Regions from separate parts of the Homo sapiens genome. Here region 1 is linked to region 2. Evidence: read pairs that join two places in POLR2A ChIA-PET (ENCODE). Cell type or tissue: PC-9. All regions are shown on one strand. Each heading gives the region's core, and the rest is flanking DNA. Links, peaks and the distances in the headings are about the cores only.

Region 1 (2,500 bases), core at 1-2,500, 930 kb after region 2:
CCAATTCAATGGCAGAGTAAATTGTGATAGAAACCAAATAAGCCACAAAGATCCCTGCTAAAGCAGCCAAGTTGTAAAGCTATTATTATTTTTGTAGACATATTTGCTATCTAACCCTTTATATAAAAAGCTTGCCTACCAGTGTTCCAAGGGAATTTTATAGAATCTGTGTGTCACATGCTATACCTGCTATATTAACATCTTCCCTGTTGTTGATTACCAAATTCATTTAGCTTTCCTTTGTGATATTATTCAATTTTAGTAAAAAGATAAAATATTTTAAAGCCCAAAGCTTCCATCCAGTAATTGAAAATGTTATTCCCAACGACATTTTGAGGGCATTACTGATTTCTTTCATAATAATAGTCATCATTACTTACTAACTTAATTATAGATTTATGTGTTTTTAACTTATATCGCTCTGCTTTAGCGTTCTGATATATCATCGTGGATGTTTTTTACTATACAGATTTATGGATCTATATTTTGCACTCTTTATGACAATAAAACAGATTGTTCATAGTAATAATAACAAAAAGAAACAAATACCAAAGCAAAATAGCCTAATACTGTCTCCTGTTGTTCTAGCTTTACTATGAAATAAGTCATTTTCTGAGCTAGAAAAAGGCCAAGTTGCTAAGCTATTATTATTTGTATTTGAGAGAAACTTGCCTTTTTAAGATTTTCTTTAAAATGTGATTATTTTTAAAATTTTATATGAAAAGATATCCAGTATAACCTGTTTTAAAGCGTGCTTTTTATTTTAAGTAGTATGAATCTCACTTGATCTTTAGTTAAATACATTAAACTTTTGTATGTTTTCATTTGTTTTTAGGACTATTCACCTAAACTTAAGAGAATGTGCGAGACAATGGGATATTTTTTCCATGCTGTTTATTTTCCAATAGATGTTGAAAATCAATACCTCACTGTAAGAAAATGGGAAATTGAGAAAAGTTCTTTAGTTATTTTATTTATTCACTTAACATTACCAAGGTAAGCTGAAAAAAAATGTAATTTATTATAAGCAGTAAACTGTAAATAGAATTGAGTTTGCCAAATAAGCTTCAAAGATAAATTTTATTGCATCCTTATAATAAAAAAATCCATGAAATTCAATAAATTCTACAACTGTTTCACACTTAAATAAAATAATTAAAAGTTTTAAGCTGTTAGACTTGTTTCATAGGTCATATGATCAACACCTTAATTTTTAGCTTATTTTAATCAGAGTTTGGCAAATATAGCCCAAGGGCCAAATCTAGCCAGGAGTTTGCTTTTGTAAATAAAGTTTTATTGGAACACAGCCACATTCATTCATTCATATATATATAAATTTTTTTTTCTTTTTTTTTTGAGACAGAGTCTTGCTCTGTCGTCCAGGCTGGAGTGCAGTGGCGCAATCTCGGCTCACTGCAAGCTCCACCTCCCAGGTTCACACCATTCTCCTGCCTCAGCCTCCTGAGTAGCTGGGACTATAGGCGCCCACCACCACGCCTGGCTAATTTTTTGTATTTTTGGTAGAGATGGGGTTTCACTGTGCTAGCCAGGATGGTCTCAATCTCCTAACCTTGTGATCCCCCTGCCTTGGCCTCCCAAAGTGCTGGGATTACAGGCGTAGGCCAACACACCTGGCCCATTCGTGTATTTTCTACAGCTGCCTTCATACTATAATAGCAAAGTTGAATCTTTACAACAGAAACCATGTGTCCTACAAAACCTGAGTTGTTTACTATCTGGCCTTTTACAGAAAAAGTTGATAACCCCTAATTTCAATAATCAACATTAACCTTCATTCTTTTCTTTCTTTGGATACAAACTGAGAGGTATTTGAACTATGTATTTTACATATAAAGTTCATGTACTTGATCACTTGTGTAGGTGTTGAATCATAATTTACATTTTTTGAGGAGCTTACTATTTAAATAGACCCAGTAAAGTGAACAATGTTCTTATAATGTGAATATAATCATGCTAATGAATCTTGTCTGCAAGTAAAGATTTTTTTTCACCAGTTAGATATAGAGATAAAGGACAAAATAAGTTTAATAAGAGGCTAATTTTTCTTTCTAGATTTACTGTCTAAATTTAACCTTTCCAAAGCATTTTGCTTTTTTAATTGTGGACCAACTCTGACTTTAACTGTGTATAGATATATGTAAGGCCTTAAGTTTCACCAGTTTCCCTGTAGCATAACCCATTGTAGACCCTTAAGACTTTGCCTAGTGGCCGGGTGAACAGGGAACTACCTGGTCAATGAGCCTTCATCCAGAATATGTTTAAGGAGTTCTTCAACTTGATTGCCTTCAGTAGGGTTTCATTGCTATCCACCCCTTCCCTTTTCTTTCCCTGTTTTTATATTTATTAAGGATATATCTTATCTTATTACTTAATGATTGAGTAGTTTTTTTATCTTACTTGGTAATATGTTATTTGTTGTTACATTATTTTTTCTAATTCTTATCTTTGATCCATAAAACCATTTTGTTTTTTCTTTACA
Region 2 (8,273 bases), core at 3,094-5,593:
TGTGGTCTTTAATGCATGAAACTGTACTGTGGACTACCACCTCAGTATGTACTCTTATCATGTAGTAAGGTAAATTGCCAGTGAAGCATTATAAACATCATTACTTCTTTTTTATTAAAAAAAAGCCTTTATAAAATACCTAATATAGCCAAAAATATATACATTTAAGTAAATTTAATGTGTATCATAACTTAAAATCTGAAGTTAATCAGAATTTTAATCTACCTCGAATAAAACAAGAACCTTAGAAAACTTTTTTTTTTTTTGAAGCAGGATTTCGCTCTTGTTGCGCAGGCTGGAGTGTAGTGGCATGATCTCAGCTCACTGCAACCTCTGCCTCCCAGGTTCAAGTGATTCTTTCTGCCTCAGCCTCCCAAGTAGCTGGGATTACAGGCATGCGCCACCACCCCTGGCTAATTTTGTATTTTTAGTAGAGATGGGGTTTCTCAGTGTTGGCCAGGCTGGTCTTGAACTCCCGACCTCAGGTGATCCACCCGCCTTGGCCTCCCAAAGTGCTGGGATTACGGGCGTGAGCCACTGAGCCCAGCCTAAAATACTTTAATGATCACAACTAGCCCTGCTCCCTCTCTCCACTCATCAACATACTCAGCTTATGTGATTTTGTCTAGTATTTTCATTATCTTTTAACATCTTACAATTAGGCGTTATTATGCTTTTATATGGTCAGTATTTGTTTCATTTACTAACACGTTTAACTGTTTCTTTGCTCTCCCCAGTTCTTTTTACATCTGAGACCTCTCTTTTGGAATCATTTTCTTTCTTCCTAAAACAATATCCTTTAGAAACTCCTTTAGTTTCTCTAAGACTCTTCGGCTGGGTATACAGTTCTAGACAGTTTCTTTAAGCACAGAGATATTGTTTCATTGTCATCTATTTCCCTGACTGCTGGATAGGAGGTCAGATATCAGTCTGTCATTCCTTTACAGATAATCTGTCTTTATCCTCTGGCTGTTTTTAAGATAGTCTTCCTTTTGGTTTTTGTGTCCTAGAGCTTTACCATTTATTTGTCCTGCTTGAGATTCACTGTGCCTTCTGAATCTGAGAATTAGTAGATTTTTTGCTTTTTGTTAGGTCAAGAAATGTTTATTATCTCTTTGAATATTGCCTCTCCCCCATTCTCTATATTCTCTTAACTCCCATTTGCTTTGCATATAGGTCACTTAACCTGTCCTTATCTTCCATCTTTTTGTCTTTCTGTGATTTATTATGTGTAATTCCTTCAGATTTTTTTCCAGATCACGAATCATCTCTTCCGCTATTGCCTAATCTGTTTTACCCATCCATTAAATTTTCTGTTTTAATAATTAATTTTTCAATTCCTAGAAGTTTTAGCTTTTTAAATAGTCTGTCATTTATTTTTTTACTTTTAAAAATAGAGATGGGGTGCTACTATGTTACCCAGGCTGGTCTTGAAGCACCTCAGCCTCCCAAAGTGCTGGGATTGCAGGTGTGAGCCACCACACCCAGCCAAGTCTGTCATTTTGTATTTGTATTTTTTGTTCTTTATTTCTTAAAACACATTAAACCTATCAAAACATCTGTGAATTGTTCTGTTGGCTGTTGTTTATGGTGCCTGGTTTTCTTGTGTTTTGTGATTTTTATTGTGAACTTGTACTTACTAGGACTCTAGGAATTCTAAGAAACTTGGGGTAGGGGTTTGTTACCCCAGAAAAGGTTCATGTTTGGGTCTGCTAGGTGCCTAGGAGTTTACAAACTCAATATGCCTTTAAGTTGGTGTATTGGCTGGAGGTTTCTTAGACCTCCAGCTATATGAATTTATACCCAAACCTACTTTGAGGACCAGCCTCTGATGAACAGATTCTTAGGAGAGATGTTGTTTCCCCTTGACACAAAGCCAGTGTTCTTGACCTCTTCCTTTACAGGGCAGATTTGTTGTTGGTTGGTTGGTTAGTTTTGGTCTGTTTACTAAAGATATGTCTCTTCATGGGTTCTGGGCTTGTTCTCTCAGGGTATACTCTCCTTCACCTCTAAGTTTTATGAAACCAAAGGATTGGCTCCTATCTCTTGTGTGATACCTTTACATTCCAAGGGTCTGGGTTACTGCACAGATATTTAATAGATTTTGACTAACCATTAGCTTTAGTAACTACTTAATGTTCTGGATTTAGTAACCACTTTAGTGGTCTGGATTTTAATATTTTATCCTGTATTTTGAAGTGTTTTTAGTGAGAGTGTTTCAAAGATCCTAGCCCACCATATTTCTAGAGAGGGAATTCCTAGCATTCCTTTTTTATTTACACTATTTCCGTACTACAAAATTGACTTTTCTCAAACCATTTACTTATGCTTTAGTATTGTATCACATCAGGAAATCATCTTGATTTTCCAGGATGCTGTGGTATAACTGAAAGTGATTTTTTTTTTTTTTTTTGGAGACAGGGTCTCACTCCATCACTGAGGATGGAGTGTAGTGTCACAAGCTTGGATCACTGCAACCTCCTCCTCCCGAGTTCACGCAATTCTCTTCCCTCAGCCTCCTTAGTAGTTGGGAGTACAGGTGTGCACCACCACGCCCAGCTAATTTTTGTATTTTTAGTAGAGATGGGGTTTCACCATGTTGGCCAGGTTGGTCTCAAACTCCTGGCCTCATGTGATCCTCCTGTCTTAGCCTCCCAGAATGTTGGGATTACAGGCTTGAGCCACTGCACCCAGCCAGCAATTTTACATACTATCCTTCAGCCAAGGGTACTTGGTGTAGGGCAGGTGATTAGTTTCTTAAACCTTCCTAAGACAGCTAGTGGTTTACTGACTTTATAAGGATTAAGTGATGGTAAATCTTAGTGGATCACCAAGCATCTTAGAAAGTCTATAATAAAGTATTTTATAATTAATTCTTAAAATGGCTTTTGATTTAAGGGAGTTTTTTGTTTTTTTTTTGAGATGCAGTCTTGCTCTGTCACCAGGCTGGAGTGCAGTGGCGTGGTCTTGGCTCACTGCAACCTCTGCCTTCTGGGTTCAAGTGATTCTCCTGCCTCAGCCTCCCAAGTAGCTGGGATTACAGGCACGTGCCACCATGCCCAGCTAATTTTTCTATTTTTAGTAGAGATGGGGTTTCTCCATGTTGGCCAGGCTGCTCTTGAACTCCTGACCTTGTGATCCACCCACCTCAGCCTCCCAAAGTGCTGGGATTACAGGCATGAGCCACCGCGCCCGGCCCTAGGGGAGCTTTTTGAATGATAGGTTTATTATGTAGTATCTCTTAGGCTTTTGGGTGCGGTCTGTTTGAAAAGAGATCCTACTGCTAAAATAAACGGAAAGAACTGCTGTAGAACATGTTAGTTTATTATGAGTCTCTTAATAACTTCAGAGTTTTACTGATGGTTTATAAGAACTTAGTATTTCTACTTTGTTTTTATAGTAGTAGTCTAAAATTCTACTGGATTTCTTCCTCCTTCCCATCTTACCAACAACATATAGACGTCGAAAAAAGTTATTTTTTTCTCCTAGATGTGACTGCAAAATAATTGTACTTGCAAAAAATAAGAAGGTTTTTACTTATAAAACAAACTTTACATTTTAACAAAACTGTTTAAAAAACTTTCCGGAATGTTTTATAGTATTGCCTCACCTTTAATTCCATCTAAGCATATTCATTCCCATGAGTATATCTGTAAATTATAAGTATACTATTACCCTTTATTCCTTATATTATGAAACCAAGGGTCAAAGAGACTATAAAACTAGAACCCAGCTCTCCTGACTTACTGACCAGTAAACTCCCTAGACAAAACTATGCTTCCTTAGTGCGAATAAGTACAATTTTAATACTTATGTTTAGTAGGAGTCATAAGTTCCTAATATATATTGCAGTGTACTTAATTTACAAGTTCCTAATGTATATTACAATTTACTTAAAAATGAAAATGCTAGTGTCTGTTGGAGATGAGGATAGAAGTACGAAGATGGCACTATAACATGGTGGTGTGAACTCTGGAGTTAGACAGACTTTGGTTTGTATCTCATTTCTGCCACTTAACTGTGTGACCTTAGGCAAGTTACATAACCTCTTCAAGCCTGAGACTCCTTTTGTACAAAAGGGATGTACTGATAGTATCAGCCTCACAGTTAGCATTATGTGAGCATTACATGCATTTGTAAAGCACTTAGTCACAGTGCTTATATAAATGAAAGAGTGATTCTTGGATAGCTTCCAGCCTTGTTGGAATCACATAGCAGGGCAAACTTTTTCTCTAAAGGAGTAGACAATAAATATTTTAGGATTTGCCAGCCACTTCCTTATAGTTATTTCCATGTTAACATGTTCCATGTTAAGGACTTGACAGTTATACCATTTAGACTTGTTAATTTTTTTCTTAATGATAGTTTCTTAATTTTATGGTGAATCATCTAAACCAGTTTTGGAACTAAGTCCTGTTGGAGCTATATAATTTTAAACTAATTCAAGTTTCCATTATACTAGGAATACCTAGAACTAACATGATTGCTCTTGTCCTTCCCAATGGATGATGGTAATACTGATAAGGACTCTTGGTAACCCCGAAGACGGGGTGAATCCATATCCCTTTATTATACACGTAAGCTTTAGTTTTGTAAGTATGGTCAAAATTATCAGATTCCATGTTACGTTAATATCCTTGCTAGGAAGTAAACTGTATAAGGTAAATTGTTGGTTAGAAAACATTTACTTTTCTCTTTCAGTTGAGGCTAAGACGTCTGAAGCCAGGCCCTTTAATGATTCTACTCATGCTGAGCCCTTGAATGATTCTACTCACATTTCTTTGCAAGAAGAAAACCAGTCTTCTGTCAGTCATTGTGTCCCTGATGTTTCTACAATTACTGAAGAAGGCTTATTTAGCCAAAAGAGTTTCCTTGTTTTGGGTTTTAGTAATGAAAATGAATCTAACATCGCAAACATCATAAAAGAAAATGCTGGGAAAATCATGTCCCTTCTGAGCAGAACTGTTGCGGATTATGCTGTGGTTCCTCTGCTGGGGTGTGAAGTGGAAGCCACTGTGGGAGAAGTTGTTACAAATACATGGCTGGTAAGACAACACTAGTGGTTGAAATAAAGTATCGAAGGATATCTGAATGCCAAGAAGGTTAATGTTTATTTCTTAGACAGTTCAGTTACAGTAAATCAATGCTTGGACTTGAACACTCTTGATTTTGCTTTTAGCAAGGGAAATTCAAAATTAAATGTGCAAGCTTCTTGGCCTAATCCCGATACAGTAGAGATTACTGTTTCCCAGGGCCACAGCAGCAACATTCCTTCTTAGGAGGTCACTCTAGGGTCATCTCATACTATTTGTCTTGTTTTCTCATAACCAAAGCATCACTGGTAATTTCACTGTTGATTTTTTTTTTTTTAACATTCCAAGAATTATGAGAAAAATAGTATAAACTAATACATTAGAAGGAATGAAATTTAAAGCAACATTCAGTAACTCTAATAATAGATCTTACCGATTTTAATAGCCTAATGTAATTAGTCGATGTATGTATATGTGTGTATGTATATATATACTCTAACATTATGATATGAAATGTATTGAGAATGAGCATACACAAGTTTGTATTAAAGTAAAATTTCTTCTTATCAAAACTAAATTATTGCTTCTGTACCTGAACCAGTGTTAACCACTGGTTGCTTATTTCAGGTTGGCTTTACTATTTCTTTTGTTTTTAAAAGGTTACTTGCATAGACTATCAGACTTTGTTTGATCCAAAGTCGAATCCTCTCTTCACACCAGTTCCAGTAATGACAGGAATGACTCCTTTAGAGGATTGTGTTATTTCATTTAGCCAGTGTGCTGGAGCAGAAAAAGAGTCTTTAACATTCCTAGCAAACCTCCTTGGAGCAAGGTATGTAATATTTTTAATGCACCTGTTGTATTGGTGTATCTTTTTATTTATTTTGACTTCTTGGAGAGCATTCAAATTAGAATTTGGTTGGGTGTCTTTATTATATTTATGAGTGTTATGTGGTTCCTTCTCCACTCCCACTGCTTCACTTGACTAGCCTTAAAAAAAAAAAGTGCCTCTGTTGTCCAAAGATGAAAACTTAGGTATCATTAGAGGTAATAACTGCAGTGGGTCCAAACACATGAAATAGTGTTTAAGTTGTGACTTCATAATGACACCAAATAAAGTAAGGTAATTGGTCATCTTTGAAAGATGCTAGAGAACCAGTCCATTACTTTGAAAGCTGACAAAAGGAAAGGATCAAGGAATTACCTTGCATTTCCTGTGCAGTTTGCATCAGGGTAACATGATAGTGGATACGACAAAGTTTCCCTTTATAAAGATGTTTCAACAAACAAATAAATAAATAAGGAATGATAAGACTGTAACCCCTAATGAATGAAAGAATCTAGGCATTGAACATCAATAGTCGATCACACAATAAAGGGACAAGACATGATGTGCCTTCTTACAAAGAATACACCACCACTTTGAAGTAGTCTTGCCAAAATAATCAAACCTCAATCTGATGATGCTTCTAGATCCAATTCCCAATTTATAGGAAATGCAAACAGCAGAATAACACGTTAAACTATACTACAGTGATATAATCAGCAAGACCCAGACTTTAGTACAACTCTGGCATAAATGATCCAGTGTCTTCAATGAATATATATTAAGGGCATGGAAAAGAAGGTAGGAACCTATAAGCTAAAAGACTTGAAAAAGCAAAAGCCTAAATGTAGTCTTTAAAGTTGCCATTATTTGATTATAGAAAAGTAAAGAAGTGATTACTATAAGTATCCAAATAGGCCAAGCACAGTGGCTCACACCTGTAATCCCAGCACTCGGGAGGCTAAAAGATTGCTTGAGCTCAGGAGTTCAAGACCAGCCTGTACAACATAGTGAGACCTCGTCTCTATTTAAAAAATAATAAAAAAAAATGAGCCAGGCATGGTGGCATGTGCCTATGGTCCCAGCTACTCGGGAGGCTAAGGCAGGAGGATTACTTGAGCCCAGGAGACCAGGGCTGCAGTGAGCTATGATCACACAACTATACTCCAGCCAGGGCAACAAAATGAGATCCTGTCTCCAAAAAAAAGCCCAAATAGTGGCTACTATTAAGAAGGGAGGGAAGGGGGTTTATATGGCATGTTGGAGAGGTTCTGGGGTAGTTAGCAAGATTCTGTCTTCTGACCTGGGTGGTGGACTTAAGGGTTTCACCTTATAATAATTCGTATAGCTGTATATTTCTTTTTTTGCTGTTTTCTGTTTGAATTATATGAAATAATAAAATTCTTTTAAAACTGAAATTGTGGAAGATAATAACATACATGATGACAGACTCCACTGGATACAGCTAAAGCTGTACTCAGCAGGAAAGTCATGCAAATTCTGAAATAGAATAATTGGGACTAGCCCTAACAGTTATTAAAATATATTTTGTGGCCAGGTCTGGTGGTTCATGCCTGTAATCCTAGCACTTTGAGAGGCCGTGGCAGGAGGCCAAGTTCAACACCAGCCTGGACAATATACTGAGACCCTGTCTTTACAAAAAATTTTAAAAATGAGCCAGGCAATGTAGCATAAATCTGTAGTCTCAGTTATTTGGGAGGCTGAGGTGGGAGGATTGTTTGAGCCTGGGAGGTCAAGGCTGCAGTGAGTCACAGTGGCGCCACTGTACTCTAGCCTGGAGGACAGAGCAAGACCCTGTCTCAGAAAACAAACAAACAAATATATATTTTGTGAAACTTCACTAAATAACAGTGTGGTTACGTGTAGCAGAAAGTTTAATTAATGGACAGCAAATGTAGCAGGAGACCCAAATGTAAAAAGGAATTTACGATACAAGTGACATTTCAAATATATATAAGGAAGACATGGCTTATTCAATAAATAGGATTCATTAAAGTTGGAGCAGTATCTCATATCTAAATAAGTACTGAATGGATTGGTGGGTTAAATGTAAAAAATGAAATTATAAAAGTACTAAGATAAACACAAAACATAGAAAAAAAAAGTGCTAGGAAACATGGGAAATTTAAAAATCTGAAAAGTTGGGAACTAGAACATAAAACCCAGAAGTCATAAAAGAAATCACGGAATTCTGTTCAATCTCAAGTCGTAGACTTCTTTTTCTGCCCCGTATTCTCTGTGTTTAATATCCTATGATCTTGAGGCACTTAATTTCTCTGTATTTTTTCCCATGTCTATACTTAAATATTGAGAGGATCAAATGAGATAATATGTAGAAATGCTTTGGAAAGTTGTAGTAGGTTAAAAAATAATAATAATGTTATTTATACACT

Evidence for each region. ChIA-PET counts read pairs that join two places held together with the same protein. Peaks named below come from ENCODE experiments on the same cell type or tissue, not always from the same donor. Only the 100,000 strongest peaks of a DNase experiment are listed, where the experiment ranks them.
Region 1: POLR2A ChIA-PET joins it to region 2 with 5 read pairs; 3 of 35 experiments call an interaction of 5 or more read pairs at or near these places.

The regions. Positions count from the first base shown.
Region 1 is chr3:132,711,622-132,714,121 of GRCh38, reverse strand. It overlaps NPHP3 (nephrocystin 3), which reads left to right. Exons shown (of 27, transcript NM_153240.5): 6 at 836-996. It overlaps NPHP3-ACAD11 (NPHP3-ACAD11 readthrough (NMD candidate)), which reads left to right. Exons shown (of 45, transcript NR_037804.1): 6 at 836-996. Among named protein-coding and RNA genes, the nearest start is that of NPHP3-AS1, 8.9 kb to the left of the region's middle. In PC-9, for the core only: no CTCF peak of the experiment used is centred there; no DNase peak of the experiment used is centred there.
Region 2 is chr3:133,640,792-133,649,064 of GRCh38, reverse strand. It overlaps TOPBP1 (DNA topoisomerase II binding protein 1), which reads left to right. Exons shown (of 28, transcript NM_007027.4): 11 at 4,702-5,045; 12 at 5,693-5,865. Among named protein-coding and RNA genes, the nearest start is that of TOPBP1, 17 kb to the left of the region's middle. In PC-9, for the core only: no CTCF peak of the experiment used is centred there; a DNase peak (open chromatin) is centred at 4,114; H3K27ac peaks cover 1,135 bases.